2 separate regions of the Homo sapiens genome follow, and region 2 is linked to region 1. Evidence: chromatin loops called from intact Hi-C (ENCODE). Cell type or tissue: breast epithelium. All regions are shown on one strand.

Region 1 (8,000 bases):
TCTGAGGCAATGAGACACGGCCACTCACATCCTGGCCAGGGCTCTGCAGAAGGAATCTGCCTGCAGCAGGAGGCCCCCTCACCCTCTACTCAGGCTGACAGCTGTTCTGGAAGCCAAGGGCAGGCACCCAGGACCCAATGAGCGCCATAAAGCTGCCCCTGCCCAAGAGGTCAGGCTGCTTCTAAGCCTCAGAGGCAGCTTCTTTCACCAGGTCAGAAGTGAGGCTCAGGAGTCCCTGGGGGGAGCTCACCTGGGGAGCCCTAAGTCTAGGAAGACACCTGAGAAACTCCCCTCTGTAACTTCCCCATGTGCCCTGGGAATCCCCTAAAGATACAGTTGCCTTGCCCCAGCCCAGGCTCTGGGGATGTCTCCTGGGGACAGAGCCCAACCTGGGGATTTCTACACAGCATGCCAGGTGATTCTGATGTATGCCTCTGGTTAAGGAGCACTGTTCTGATGCTTTTGAGAATCAACTACCCACAGCAAGTAGGTAGGACAGCAGTACTCTTGTATGCCCTCCTGTATTTCACATGGGTGACAAGGACTCAGATGGAACAACTCAAGACTCAAGGACCGCTGAGCTCCACCCCCTCCCATGTCTATTGACACTAACTATGGGCGAGTTTATTACGGTGGGTGTTTTGAAAACGTTGACCAAAGTTAAGCTGTAGTACATGCATCTGAAGTCAGGGTTTTGCAAAAGCCTCTAGCCCAGCTGGCAAAAAAATCCAACGTCGGCAAAAAAAATTGCCTGGGAAATCTAAGGAGATCAAGGATTGCTATGAGCACACTTGCATACCAAACAGCCGGATGACGCCATCAGCTGCCCCTGTGACCAGCAGGTTCCCGTTGTGATTGAAGGCTGTACAGTTGATAGCAATGGGTTCTGGATCCAGGGAGAACTGGAGCTATTGAAATAAAACAAAAATGTCAGTAGCAGATCTTCACTCAGCCCAGGCACGCTGCTTATTCCAATGCAGACAGGTGCCCCAGACTGGGTTTTCCACCAGCTCCTCCCTTATGTAATCTGGAAATGTAGATCTGAGCCTTTGCCAAAGTGCTGTGCCAGTGACCTTCTGTGCTCTTTTGAGAACAAGTTCTCTGTGCCTAAATACATTCTGGTTTCCATAGAGAAATGATAATCCATGCTTGCTCCATTATAAAAGAAATAATACATATCTTAGCAACCTACACTTCACCCAGAATGCATTCCAAGCAAATTCTCATTGAAAAGTCTTATGCCCTCAGAAAATAACACTTCATCAACTGCCTTTGATGACAGACAACACTAATAAACCTGCCCTATGGCTCCCCACAGAAACACTCAGAAATATAGTAGCAAACAAAACCACCTCATAGAACATAATGTCTATTAATTACATAATTAATGAACACTATCATTTCAAACAATATGAAACCCTGGGAACACTAAATAATCCTCCTGAAATTAAAAATGCAAGATAGAATGTTATTTAAAATACACACAGAGTACTGAGCTAGCAAATAAAAGAATCCTCTAGGGCCACAACTAAGAGAAAGCAAGAACGCAGAGAACCAGTGCACTCCAAAGCCGGCTTTCACTATGGGGAATTAATCAGATCCAGATGACTCAAGTTCCCATTCTGCTACCCATGAGGAGCTCAGGAGCCTGGAGACAACCATGTGTGATCTGCCCAAGGTCAGGCGATAAGAAACCGTCACATGGAGCTGAGACTCCAAAGAGCTATACCTTCAGTGCAGGAATGAACTAGAAACAAACCTACTTCACAGAAAGGGATAACAAGAAAACTTACCTCCCTGCAAATTCATAACCACAAACTAGCCCTGACGTGGGAGGAACCTGGCAAAAATTAATGCAAATCCAAAGAAATGCACCTCCAACCCAGGCCTCAAAATATTCTCAGAGATACTGGCCCAAAAAACACCATGATCACAATTCATAAGAAACAGGAAAATAAGGCAAAAGGAGCCAGCACCCACAGAGACAACAGAGCAGAATCAGACCCACAAAGACTTCAGACATTAGATTTATAATGAGAACATACAAGCACATTCAATTGTTCAACAAAATAAAATAAGGAATTGAAAATATGGGTAAAAATGAGAGACTATAAACACGACAAAGCAGGTTTTAAAAAATGAAGGTGAGCTTCTAAAAATGAGAAACACAATAACTGAAATTACCATCCTAATAAATAGATGAAACAGAAGATTAGATATAGTAGAGGAGAGATTAGCAAACTGATGGATCTGAAGAAACTATTATCAAGAATGCAGCAAAGTGAAACAAAAAAGAGGAAGAGGCAAGTTCTAACACATATGGAATGGGAGTTCCAGAAGGCAAGAGATGATCAGAGAACAGCAATACTGGAAAAAATGATGACTGAGAATTTTCCAGAATTGAACAGACACAAATCCTCTGATTCAGAAAACAAATCCCAAGCAAAACTTCAAAAAAATTAATTTCAAAAGTTAAGAACCAGAAAATCCACATCCAGAGAACCAGGTAAGATTTTAAAAGCAGCCAGAGAGAAAAGACAACAAAGGAATGCCAATTACATGGAGAGCTAATGTCCCGGTCTCAGCAAAGGCAGCCAGAGGATGGACCAAGTCACAAGGTTAGGGAAGCAGTGTTCAGCCTGGAATACAAGAAGCTATTCTAGAAAAACACATATACTGTGGTTTATTCATATGGAGTCAGAAAACCTGCAAAACAAAAATTCGGTTGTTTAGGGATATATAGTAATTGACATGATAAAGTAATTTTTTAAATGTAAGGCAGGCCGGGTGCAGTGGCTCATGCCTGTAATCCTAGTACTTTGGGAAGCCCAGGTGGGTGGATCACCTGAGGTCAGGAGTTCGAGACCTGGCCAACATGGTGAAACCCCATTTCTACTAAAAATACAAAAAATTAGCTGGGTGTGGTGGTGGGCACCTGTAATCCCAGCTACTCAGGAGGTTGAGGCAGAAGAATTGCTTGAACTCAGAAGGCGGATGTTGTGCTGAGCAGAGATTGTGCCGCTGCACTCCAGCCTGGGTGACAGAGCAAGACTCCATCTCAAAAAAAAAAAAAAAAAAAAAGTAAGGCAACAGTATGACAAAATTCAAGACAGGTTCTCTCTGGAAGGGAAAAAGACCAAGACTGGGAAGGGCTACACAAGAGCTAAAAAGTATTGGTGATGTTCTGTATAAACTGTGATGGGTCTGTGGGTGCTCACTGTACTGCTTTTCTTCTCATTATACTATACACCTATGATTTCAATATGCTTTTGTATGTATTCAATGTCTAATTAAAAACTTGAAAATCACAAGTAAACATATAATTACAAATTGTAATAAGAACTTTGGAGGAAAATACAAGATGCTATGAACTAAGAGGAATTGAATTAAACTGGTGGAGAGGACAGTGGGCAGGGAGGGGCACGAGAGATAGGTCTAGAGTATGTCCCTGGAAATGCAGAGAAGTGGTCAGACTGGAAACACACTGGCAGCATTTGCTTATGGACTGACTGTGTGAGCAGAGGGAAAAAGACAGGTCTGGGAAGAACCCCAATTTCTGTTGTGTTTTTTTTTTTTTTTTTTTTTTTTTTTGAGACAGGGTCTCACTCTGTCACCCAGGCTGGAATACAGTGGCACCACATCAGCTCACTGCAGCCTCCACCTCCCAGGCTCAAGCAATTCTCTTGCCTCAGCCTCCCAAGTAGCTGGGACTACAAGTGAGCACCACCACACCTGGCTAATTTTTAAGTTTTTTGTAGAGACAAGGGCTCACTACATTGCCCAGGCTGGACTTGAACTCCTGGCCTCAAGCAATCCATCTGCCTCAGCTTCCCAAAGTGCTGGGATTACAGGCATGAGCAACTGCTCCTGGCCAAGATCCCCAATTTCTAAGTGAGGCACATTTGCCAAAGTGAGGAAAATTATGAGGGGAGGGATGGATGTGGCAAGGGGTGGAGGTCAAGAATTCGAGTGTGACCCTGACGGGCCTGAGAGGTCTGACAGACCCAAAGGGAACACAGACCACTTCTACAGGCAGATGCAGAACAGAACAAACTGAACATCTGGAACAGGAACCCACTGAAAGCAGGAGCCTTGAGCTTCCAGCAGCATCAGGAAACAATGTGTTCAACATAAAGGCCATATGACTTGTAAGCAGTGAAACGAATCATTTTAATAAGAAGTAGCACTGCCTTGGAAGGTGAGTTTAGCATCATTCAATCTCTCTGGGGCTCAGGGTGGCAGCTGCAGCATCTATTACTGTCTTGAAGGAAGGGGTCCTTGGCTCTGAGGTGGTGCCCAGGTCCCCTGGGAGCAAGTTCACAGGCTGTCTGGTCACCTCGCTTCTTACGAATCTGTATGTGTCCTTGCTACTGCTGGCTGCTGCTGCTATAATTCTCATACAATTTTAAGGTAACAGTATGTCAGAGGGAGGCACGAGTCCTCTCCTAAATAATCAACCACAGGGGCCCTCTGGTAGGTTCTGGGTGTCTTCTAAGTTTGTGGCACAATTCTGAATGACATGTCACTAACAATCTGCCCAGTTGGAGTACACTACTTTTCAACACTCAAAACTTTATTAAAAATCTGAGGAGACCAAAGCAAAAAGAGGGAAGAGGCTCTTCAGAAACCCAGGGGAATACAGAGTGTGTGCCTGGCCCCAGAGAGAGCCACAGGGCAGGCCCGTACCTGCTGCTTCATGGTTTTCGTGTCCCACAGCAGCAGCCTGCCAGGAACCTGGTTCATGCCCTTGCTGCCGATGTCTGGTGCTGAGAAGTCCACCTGGGAAGTGAGGCTCGGAGCTGCTGCCGAACAGACGAAAGAGGCCCCGTTGGGGCTGCACGCAAGAGACAGGATTCTGCAACACACATGGGCCTGGGTCAGACCCTCTGCCTGCCCACAGAGGGAGGGTGCACTTTGGTCCTGAGGCTGGATCCTGCACAGGAGATGGGGCATTAGGCTTGGGAAAGGACCAGCCCCGCGGACCACACTTGGCAGCCTGCGGCCTTGATGGTGGGGGGTAGGTTCCAGTTCACCTGGGCATGTTGTCGTTGATATTGATTTCACAGAGATTCTTCTTGGCTTCCGTGTCATAGAGACGCACTGTTCCCACACCACTGCCCAGCAAGAGCTGGAATGACAAGGGGCGGGAGGTGGGAAGGATAGCATGGAGTGAGGCTGAGTCAGGGAGGATCTCCAGAGGGGGTGAGGCTGGGCAGGCTGTGGGGGTGAGGCCCCTCCTCTACGCATCCAGGCAGTTCAGGGGAAATCTGGCTACAATGAGCCTCACTTTAAAATTAAACAAAGACGTGAGAGCTGACCTTGAACTTCTAAGCAAAACCACAAAAAGTATCTGTGGAATGGGAGAGACGCGTCACCTTGGACACATATGGAAATGTTCTGGCTGGTGAATGAGGCCCTCTGATCCTCCCTTTCTTCAGTTTGAAACCCCAGCTGTTGGAACCCTTCCTTCCCACTCTTGGTCTGCCCAGCACCCCTCCCAGCGTACTCGCTTCGGCTGCCACAGGGCCTGGGTGACTCCCATTTGCCTTTTCAGGGGACAGCTCTGGCTCTGGGTCTGTAAAGACCTCCAGAAAAAAAAATAAAAGGGGCTATCCTTGCCTTCAGGAACTTGTGACTTATTTGGTGAAAAGCTTCAAAGATAATAATAGTGCCAGAGGAAAGTGCCAGAAGCAGCCCAGGTCTGAGGGTGTCTCACAGGAATATTAGGTAGAGTGTGACCTCGGCATTCACTTGGCAAACTGGCGCTGGCACAGGGCAAGCCCTGAGGTCCTCATCCATGAGGATAATCCCTTCAGCTGCCAAAAATTATAGAAAAACAGGGTTTGCATCTTGGGCTATGTGGTATGATCCCCACAAATGAAGTAAAAGAAAAAACAGCAAGGCAATTTTACCTCCTTAACTACAAGTCCTATCTCAAATATCAAATCCAGAGGGAAGAACACTGTACTATTCCTGGGGACAATAAGACCCATGGGAACCACAAAATAGAACACCAGCCCCTCACCAGCGGAAGCCACTTCCCGTGGGGCCTGGCACGGGAGGGCGCCCACTGAAACTGCAGCTGGAAACACAGACAAATGGAGGGACAGCAGTCAGGCAGGTGGTCCCCAGGGCGGACCACCACAAACAGGAAGAAGCCGTGTGTTCCAGGCCCCCTGCAGCTCATTTCCATCTGTCAATCTGGTAACCTCCCTGTCTTCCCACAACAGGAGCCTTCTGGGCCAGTCCTGGATGTGTGTCCCTGAATCCCCAATAATGGAGAGAAGGGAGGGGAACTGGCTTGGCTGTCTTGACTCAGCCGGTGGAGAACCCTGGGGAATTCCTCCACTGAGCCAGCAAAGCGGGCCCCACAGGCCACCATTACTCACCAGTCTGTCCCGTTTGGTGGCCCATTCCAAAGACAGCAGCGGTGATTTGGAAATGGAGGATGCTTTGGTCTGCATGATGGGGTTGAAGGACCACACTTTGATGACCCCATCTACGTCTAAGCTGGCGACTCTCCTCCCAGAGCAGTCCACTCTGAGATGAGAGAAAAGGGAGGCCTGTCAGCTGGCCTCTCAGTCCCCATCCTCTTCTGCTAATGCCAAGATGATCACTTTCCTGACTTCCTTACTGTTTTAAAAAAACAATCCCTAGAGGTCTACATTCAAAGGACTGGTATAGACTATTTCTAGAAATATTCATTCATTCGTTTGTCTAAGAAATACTTATTAAGTGCCAACCATGTGCGGAGCTTTTGGTCAATTCTGGGCAAAGAGCCGTGAGCAAGAGTTGCAGGGCCCTGCCCTGAGGCCATTTGCAGTCTCTGGAGATTTAGAGCCTCCAACTCACACTCCAGAACAGCCCAAGGGCCCCAAGAGCCATCAGGGCTGTCAAAACGAGAAACCCATCTACAGCTGAAAATTATGCCCCACCAGGGTTTGTTCTTGAAAGGTTTATACTGTGCTTAAGTAAAAACTTACAAATGGTAAATTACAAATCAGGTATTTACCTAAAAGTACCATCATAAAGCAAATTAAAATTGAGTGAGTTTGGGGGGCTAAAATAAAGTGTAACTTGTTCCTAAAACTGAGAGAAACACAATTAGAAAGGGCAGAGAGGCCCGGTGCGGTGGCTTACGCCTGTAATCCCAGCACTGTGGGAGGCTGAGATGGGCAGATCACTTGAAGCCAGGAGTTCAAGACCAGCCTGGCCAACATGGTGAAACCCCGTCTCTACTACAAATATAAAAATCAGATGGGTGTGGTGGCAGGCATCTGTAATTCCAGCTACTTGGGAGGCTGAGGCACGAGAATCGCTTGAGCCTGGGAGGGCAAGGTTGCAGTGAGCCAAGATCGTGCCACTGCACTCCAGCCTAGGTGACAGAGCAAGACTCTGTCTCAATAAGGAAAAAAAAAAAAGGGCAGACAGGCTGACCAGTCCACTGGCAGCTCCAACCGACTCCCATGACTCTACTGCCATGACTGTGGCCCTCGTCCAAGCCCCCATTCTCCGCCATCTCCTGCTGGCCACACCTCCACGTGTACTGCCTGAAAATCTGAGCTTCCCAGGGTTTCCTTGGCCCCAGGCCCAACCCACCTGCAGTGCATGATGGATGAGTGGTGTTCCCCGTACTCCTCCTGTCCCAGCACAATAAAGGGCTGCTCGGGGCGGACTCCTCCACCCTCAGGGCCTGCCGAGGATGCCCGAGTCAGTGGCTCCACTGGCTCCGTGTGGAGCTCTGGGCAGGGCTCAGCCTCTGGGCCACTGGCTTCTGGTTTCTTCTCTGCACACTGTCACAAGCAGGGTGGGGACAAGTCAGCCAGGAAAGGGTCCCCCACACCAGGGTGTACACCGCAGGGGGTCTAGGCCTAGGCTGCAGCATTTTGCGGGGTTCTCGGTAATTACAGAGTGGAGAGGAGAGCTCTGACCTGCGAGGGTAGTGCTCAGCTCACCCTGGGAGAGTGCAGGGCCTGCCCTCCTGACAGCCCCTTCCTGGA
Region 2 (8,000 bases), 60 kb before region 1:
AAAAAAAAAACGAAAAAAAAAAACAAAACAACAAGGCATTTGTAAACTGTCATGGCCCTGGTGGGAGTGTAGCAGTGAGGATGATCAGAGATCACTCTCATGGTCATCTTGGTTTTGTTCCTCAGAAAATTAAATGTCAGAAGACCAAGAAGCTCAAGAGGATGAATTGCTGGCCCCAGTGAGTATTTACGATGGAGATGAATTTAGAAAAGCAGTCTGTCCAAGGTGGAGAAACCAGGATCTATTTGGATTTGCCATAGAATTTCAAGATGTTTGTGAGCGCTATCTGCTCTATGGGAAGAACACCCTGGCAGCGTGATCCCGTTTGCCTGGATGCAATTTCTTAAGGAAGAGACCCTAGTATACCTGAATATTGTCTCTCCTTTTGAGCTCAAGATTGATTCTCAGAAAAAAAGTGCAGAGAAGGACAGCTCAAGCCTCTCCCAACACAGAGCTAGATTTTGGAGGAACTTCTGGATCTGATACAGACCAAGAGGAAACTGTGGATGAGACAGCTGTGTGCAGGATGTGGAATCATTGTTAAATATGATCCAGGAAATCTTGGACTTTGATCAAGCTCAGCAGATAAAATGCTTTAATAGTAATTTGTTCCTGTGCAATATCTGTTTCTGTAAGAAGCTGGGTAGTGAATGCATGTACTTCTTGGAGTGCAGGCATGTGTACTGCAAAGACTGTCTGAAGGACTACTTTGAAATCCAGATCAGAGATGGCCAGGTTCAATGCCTCAACTGCCCAGAACCAAAGTGCCCTTCAGTGGCCACTACTGGTCAGGTCAAAGAGCTAGTGGAAGCAGAGTTATTTGCCTATTATGACTGCCTTCTCCTCCAGTCCACCTTGGACCTGATGGCAGATGTGGTGTACTGCCCCCACGCATGCTGCCAGCTGCCTGTGATGCAGGAGCCTGGCTACATCATGGGTATCTGCTCCAGCTGCAATTTTGCCTTCTGTACCTTGTGCAGGTTGACCTACCATGGGGTCTCTCCATGTAAGGTGACTGCAGAGAAATTAATAGACTTACTAAATGAATACCTGCAAGCAGATAAGGCCAATAAAAGACTTTTGGAACAAAGGTATGATAAGAGGGTGATTCAGAAGGCACTGGAAGAGATGGAAAGTAAGGAGTGGCTAGAGAAAAACTTCAAGAACTGACCATGTTGTGGAACTCCCATAGAGAAATTAGATGGATATAACAAGATGACATGTACTGGCTGTATGCAATATTTCTGTTGGATTTGCATGAGTTCTCTCTCTAGAGCAAACCCTTACAAACATTTCACTGATCCTGCTTCAACATGTCTTAAACAGCTGTTTTATGCTGTGGATGTTGATGAAGATATTTGGGAAGATGAGATTGAAGACTAGTTAACTACTGCTCAAGATATGGAAGTGGATTGGTTTTCCCTAATCTTTTGTCAAGTACACAAAGTAACCCTGCAGGATATTTAGGGTACTACTCATTCAGTCTTCCTGTGTAGAAGATATGGAAGAACAAGATTTATATTTTCATGTGGTACTACTGAAGAGGGTGCATTCATACATTTTTTAATGCAAGTTGAGAAAAATTATAAGCCAAGGGTTCAGAAAATGAAACTACAGAATATTAAATATTATAATGTGTCCAAAGCTCTGAATAGTTAAAAATTAAATATTTATTGCCTTCCCCAAGCTTTACATAAGGAGAAGAGGGGTCAAGAGTTAAACTTACAGACCCTTTGTCTCTGAGAAGCTTCCCTCTAAGACATTCTGTTGGAGTTCCCTCAGTACTACTCCTTACAACTGGGGTAGGTAGAAGCCTTATGAAAATTATACTGAGAATCTGATCTCATTTACTCCATGTTAATCACATTCTTACCAACCTAAATTTCTGCCAAGTCAGTTCTCTCTGGAGGAAGCCCTTTACTCTGTAACTGACTGGATGGTCCAGTGTCATTTTGACCTGCTTTTCAGAATGGAAATTTATAATAATTTAAAAATATGTTTTAATACCACAAACGCTATGGGGCACTTGATATTTATTAATGGTGTATATGCTCCACTGGTTTCAGGGCAAATCTAGAATTTAGTGATACTGGCTCAGAAGAATTTAAGTTCTATTCAACTTTCCTGGGTGTTAGAGCCTAGATTCAAAATGACTTGTCTTCGCTACTTTTGTTCCACATTCTCTCTCTTTACCTTTGCCCTACCTTCTGTTTGTAAGGACAGTCTTAATATTAATTCCAGCAACACATGTTTTTATTTCCTCTGCTGGAATAGGAGAAAGCTTAATAATATATTAATTTAATATAATATAATCATATTATTCATATATTCATCCCAAGCTGAATGTTCTTGAATTATCTGCATTTACCACTGTATATGCATATAGTGACAGTATAACCTGTCTATACCACTGTAGTTCCAGTCCTAATTTTCTGAATTATTTTTAAAGGTCTTCTCTAACAAGCTATGGGAATTTGGCTTCATACTCTTTTTTTGCAACAGCAGTGTTTTGGGTGATAATTTTGAATTGATAACTGTTCCTTTTTCTGGGTTTTGTTGGCCTTTTGAAAAATTGTCTTTCGTTATCGTTGGTGGGTGGCTTAGAAGCAAAGTAAAATTTTTTGGAAAAGAGAACAGAAAATTGAACTGCAGCTTGAGAACATATTGTTTTTTTCCTACTTTGTCATTGAAAATTGAAGAATTGCTTTTAACTGTTTTAGGTGTGTGTGTCCAGAGTGAGCAAGGACTATGTTTTTGGATTGTCAAAGAGGATGCTTAATCTTAAAAATAAAAATAAATTTAAAAATCATCTTGTAATTAGAAAAAAAAGGAATGAGATCATGTCTTTTCCAGGGACGTGGATGAAGCTGGAAGCCATCATCTTCAGCAAACTTAATACAGGAACAGAAAACCAAACACCACATGTTTTCACTCATAAGTGGGAGTTGAACAGTGAGAACACATGGACACATAGAGGGGAAAATCACACACCAGGGCCTGTTGCGGGGTGAGGGGTGAGGGGAGGGAACATAGAGGATGTGTCAATAGGTGCAGCAAACCACCATAGCACACATATACCTATGTAACAAACCTGCACGTTCTGCACATGTATCCTGGCTTTTTTTAGAAGAAATAAAGGAAACAAAAATTAAAAAAAAAATTCTCAAAGGAAGTAAAAATATGTATTTAAATTAATGGAAATGAAACTATAATATATTAAAATAAGTGAGATATAGCTAAAGCAGTACTGATACAGAAATTTATAGAACTAACTGCATATGCTAAAAAATGAGAAAACATCTGAAATCAATAATCTAAGCTCCCACCTCAGGGACCTATAAAAAGAAAAGCAAATAAACTCAAAGCAAGCAGAAAGAAGATAATAAAGATAAGAGCAGAAATTAATAAAATTAAAAACAGAAAAATGACACAGAAAATCAGTGAAACAACTGGTTGTTTGAACAGATCAATAAAATTGACAAACTTCTATTAATACTGACAAATAAAGAAAAAAAGACATAAATTACTAACATGAGGAATGAAACAGGATATCACTAAAAATCCTGCATACATCAAAGAGTTAATAGAAAACACTACACACAAATTTGACAACTTACAGAAAATGGATTATTTCCTCAATAAAATATGAACTACCCCAACTCATTCAATATGAAATAGAATATTTGAATACCCCTGTAACTAATAAGGAAATTGATTTCATAATTTTAAAACCCTAAAAAAGAAATCACCTGGCCTAGGTGGTTTTAGAAGAGAATTTTACTAATAAAGGAAGAATTAATACCAATTCTATACAATTTCTTCCAGAAAATAGGAGTTCTCAGTTCATTTTATGAAGCCACTGTTAGTGTGATATCAAAACCAGACAAGGGCAAAACAAAAAAGGAAATGACAGAATAAGATTTTGCATAAATATAGATTTAACAAGCTAAATCTAACAAAATATTAGCAAATAGAATTCAGCTCTAAATAAAAAGAATTATACACCATGACCAAGTGAAGTCTATTTCAGGAATTCAAGGTTAGTTTAATATTCAAAAAGTAATTGATGAAATCCTTCATATTAGCAAGCTTAAGAAGAAAAATCACAAGATCCTATTAATTGGCACAGAAATTGGTATTCGACAGAATTCAGTACCCATCCATGATAAAAAGTCTCAGAAAAACATAGGAATAAAGGGGATCTTACTCAATAAAGTCCATTCTTACCACTTGATATAGTTTGGCTGTGTCCCCACCCAAATCTCACCTTTAATTGTAATAATCCCCACGTGTCAAGGCAGGGTCAGGTGGAGATAATTGAATCACGGGAACAGTTTCCCCATACTCTTCTCGTGGTACTGAACAAGTCTCAGGAGATCCGATGGTTTTATAAATAGGAGTTCCCCTGCATAAGCTGTCTTGCGTGCCACCATGTAAGACATGACTTTGCTCCTCCTTTGCCTTCCGCCAAGATTGCGAGGCCTCCCCAGCCATGTGGAACTGTGAGTCAATTAAACCTTTTTCCTTTATAAATTACCCAGCATTGGGTATGTTTTTATTAGCAGCGTGAGAATAGAATAATACACCACTCTATTGAACATTGTGCTAGAAGTTCTAGCCACTGCAATAAGGCAATAAAAAAATAAAAAGCATACAAATCAGAAAGGAAAAAATAAAATGATCCCTACTGTGAAAGATGTTATTCTCTATGTAGAAAATCCTAATAAATTTACCAAAACACACACGCACGCATGCGTGCACACACACACACACACACACACACACACACAACCTTTAGAATTAATAAGTTATGCTAGGCCTCAGAATACAAGATAAATGTACAAAATTAATTGCTCTTCTATAAATAAGCAATGAACATGTGAACACCAAAATTACAAAATATCTCAAAAAAAATACTTGGTTTTACAGGGTTTCTATGCTGAAAAGTATACAACATGAATAAGAGAAATTTTAAAATATCTAAATGAGTGGAAAGATGTAGCATGTTCATAAATTGAAAGCCTCAATAAAGATGTCAGTTCTTCCCAGCTTAATATACAAGTTTAACACGATGCCTATCAAAATCCCAGCAAGATCTTTTGTATATATAGACAAGATTATTCCAGAATTTATCTGCCGATGCATTAAAATAGCAAAAACAATTTTGACAAACAAGGATAAAATGGGAGAGATCAGTCTATCTGATTTCAAGAACTTTTATATAGCTAGAGTAATCAAGACAGTAGTATTAGAGGAGAAATAAACATACACATCAGTGGAACTGAGGCAAAAACCAAGAAATAGACCACATAAATTTGCTCCACTGATTTTGATAGGGAATTCAAAAGCAATTCAATGGAGAAAAAAGAGACTTTTCAACAAATGGTGCTGGAACAATTGGATATCCATAGGCTAAAAAAATGAACTTTAAACTTACATCTTATACAAAAATTAACTCACAAAAAAACCTGTGTGTATAACTATTTATAAGAGCCATAAACTGGAAATAATCTATATGTCATTGAATGGATGAATTATTAAACCAACTATGGTACATTCATGTCACAGACTCAGCAATTATAATAAGGAATGAACTGCTGATGCACAAAACAACATAGATGAATCTCCAGACAATTACTCTGAGAAAAAAAAAAGCTGATCCTAGAAGGTTACATACAGTATGATTCCTTTATGCAACATTCTTAAAATAACAAAATAATATAACTTGATAATAGATTAATAATGGTTGCCAGGAATTAAGGAGGGGATGGGAAAGGAGGGAAGCAGGTACTACAAGAGGGCAACATGGGGGCAGTGTTCTCTATCTTGACTACATCAATGTCAATATCCTGATTGTGATATTGTTCTATGGTTTTGCAAGCTATTTTGGGGAAATTGGGTGAAGAGTTCATGGGATCTCTCTGTATTACTTCTCTCAAATGCAGTTAAGTCTACAGTTATCTCAAAATTTAAAAGTTTAATTGAAAGTATAGCTGAAATTCTATGGTTAAAAAATGGAATGCTAAAAAAACAGAGATTTTAAGTGGCTGCAATTATTAGTTTACAAAAGCTCCCCCGAGGAAAACTTCCCTCTCTTAGACTCACGTTGATTTTTTTACTGGTTATAGAAAAAAATCTCATAGCATATATACTGAATCCATTCTAATAGAATAAACAGAATAGATTTTTAGAGCAAACAACTACTTTACTTTTTAGTGACCATCTACTTTAACTAGATATATAGGTAAGGAGCTGGGGCCCAGAGTGGCTATTATATTAGGAAGGCTGAGGTTAGAGTAGGTATCCAAATAAACATATCCTCTAGGCATTTAGAAATACAGGATTGGAATAGTGCTAAAAAAAAAATCATGATCAGAGATGAAGACTTCTAAATGATGGTAAAATTCTTAAACTTTAAGAAGTTATGAACTTACTAAAAGGAAAAATATTATTTATACTATGACAACATACCTAGGACTACAAAGTAGGTCCATGATGGACAAAAATTCACGTATTTCATTTCTTTTCTAGACTAAATCCGGCTACTTGCAGAAATATAAAGAAATACAGCACATCTTGGACAGCACCCAGAAATCACCCTTTTGTAATCCAAGGGGATGTTATGGCAAACTCTTCAGAATGGGTCCAGTCTAAGCCCCACAGGTCATTGGAAAGTTTATCACCTCTCAAAGGCCCCAAGAAGAATAAACATTCTCAAATCTGGGCCATAAAGAATGAAGACATAAAACCTCTCAGCAGCAAGTGGGAGACTGCTTCTTCAAGCTTTGGAATGGATGCAAATGTTCTAAAATATAAGAGTCTTCAAGCTGAAGAAACTAACCAGCAAAGCTCTAAGCATACAGCCCTCCATCTAACTAAAAATAAGGATGAGCAGGCCAATAAGAATGATGGACAACCCACCTTATATCTGAAGTTCCAAAGGGAGAGTTAATCTAGCTTTATACTGCTCTGAGAACTGTGAATGAAGGATAACATATGCTTATGTAGTAAAAAGAAAAAAAGGAAAGCCCTCCCCTTCCCCTTTCCCTATCTCTCCCCTTACACATGCATATGCATAAACTAAAAATTTTAGATATCCCATCTTCTGTAGTGGGAACATCTTTCAGAGATTTAAAAAGAAATCCAGAGAAAATATGGAAAAATATTAAAGCAGATATTTATATTTAGTTTTTATCAGCATGGAAAAAAATCTCTGAAGTTTTGATTTCTTCCAAAACTACTTACACATTCGACACCAAAAAAACTTAAGAACTCAAAGTAGGAATGACATATAATATGTCACTGATTTTAACCTCCCTACTAGACACTTTAATCAATTAGTCAACAAACATCATTTCCTGATTTTCTGTTATATCATTAGTGTGCTAGGAACCATTTCTCTCTACTAGGAGATTACCACATAATTGTACAGATAAAACATACCTGAATAAAATGATTACAGAATAAGATAAAGTGTTAAGTTGTGCACTTCCAATGATTAGAAAAAATACTGTATATTAAAAGTTGCCAGTTGCACAAAGCAAAAGTGTGGCACAACATGGCACTGAAATGCATAGACTGTGGTTTAAAATAATCATTTTATTTCTCAAAATGTAGCAAAGGTGTAAAGATGTACAGTTTCCTTTACAGCGAATTGGTTTACATCTCCAGCCATTTATTCATGTGAACACTGGAATAAGTCCAGCACCTCAGTTTGTCATTCATAAGGCAGTGAGCACTGGGAGGGATTTGTGAAGGACACACAGAGGAGCAAGTATGTCAGGCAGAAGAGTCAAGATGCATGTAGTAAGTCAGAAAACAGAATCAAGCAGCCTTGAGTCATAGGTCAACAATGGCATCCATTAGAGGATGAGGCTAAGCATAAGAAGGGTCAGGTAGGAGAGGTACATTAAAAATACAGGCCACAGCCTAATTACAGCTGGGTGGAACTATGAAGATCTGGGGTTGAGTGGTCTACTCTCAACAGTATTTCTAGTAGC

What was found. Peaks named below come from ENCODE experiments on the same cell type or tissue, not always from the same donor. Only the 100,000 strongest peaks of a DNase experiment are listed, where the experiment ranks them.
Region 2: a loop joins it to region 1, with 27 times the contacts of the local background. A loop is called at or near these places in 2 of 110 quality-filtered maps.

Annotation. Positions count from the first base shown.
Region 1 is chr7:135,188,545-135,196,544 of GRCh38, forward strand. It overlaps WDR91 (WD repeat domain 91), which reads right to left. Exons shown (of 15, transcript NM_014149.4): 8 at 7,600-7,793; 9 at 6,390-6,540; 10 at 5,034-5,128; 11 at 4,687-4,855; 12 at 800-908; 13 at 1. Among named protein-coding and RNA genes, the nearest start is that of MIR6509, 15 kb to the right of the region's middle. RefSeq lists enhancers at 1-160, 201-330, 4,652-5,851. In breast epithelium, no CTCF peak of the experiment used is centred here; DNase peaks (open chromatin) are centred at 4,717 and 5,227; H3K27ac peaks cover 2,620 bases.
Region 2 is chr7:135,128,310-135,136,309 of GRCh38, forward strand. AGBL3 (AGBL carboxypeptidase 3) reads left to right here. Exons shown (of 17, transcript NM_178563.4): 17 at 6,532-7,469. The coding sequence ends at 6,952. It also overlaps a transcript of CYREN not described here and the pseudogene RNF14P4. Among named protein-coding and RNA genes, the nearest start is that of TMEM140, 16 kb to the right of the region's middle. In breast epithelium, no CTCF peak of the experiment used is centred here; no DNase peak of the experiment used is centred here.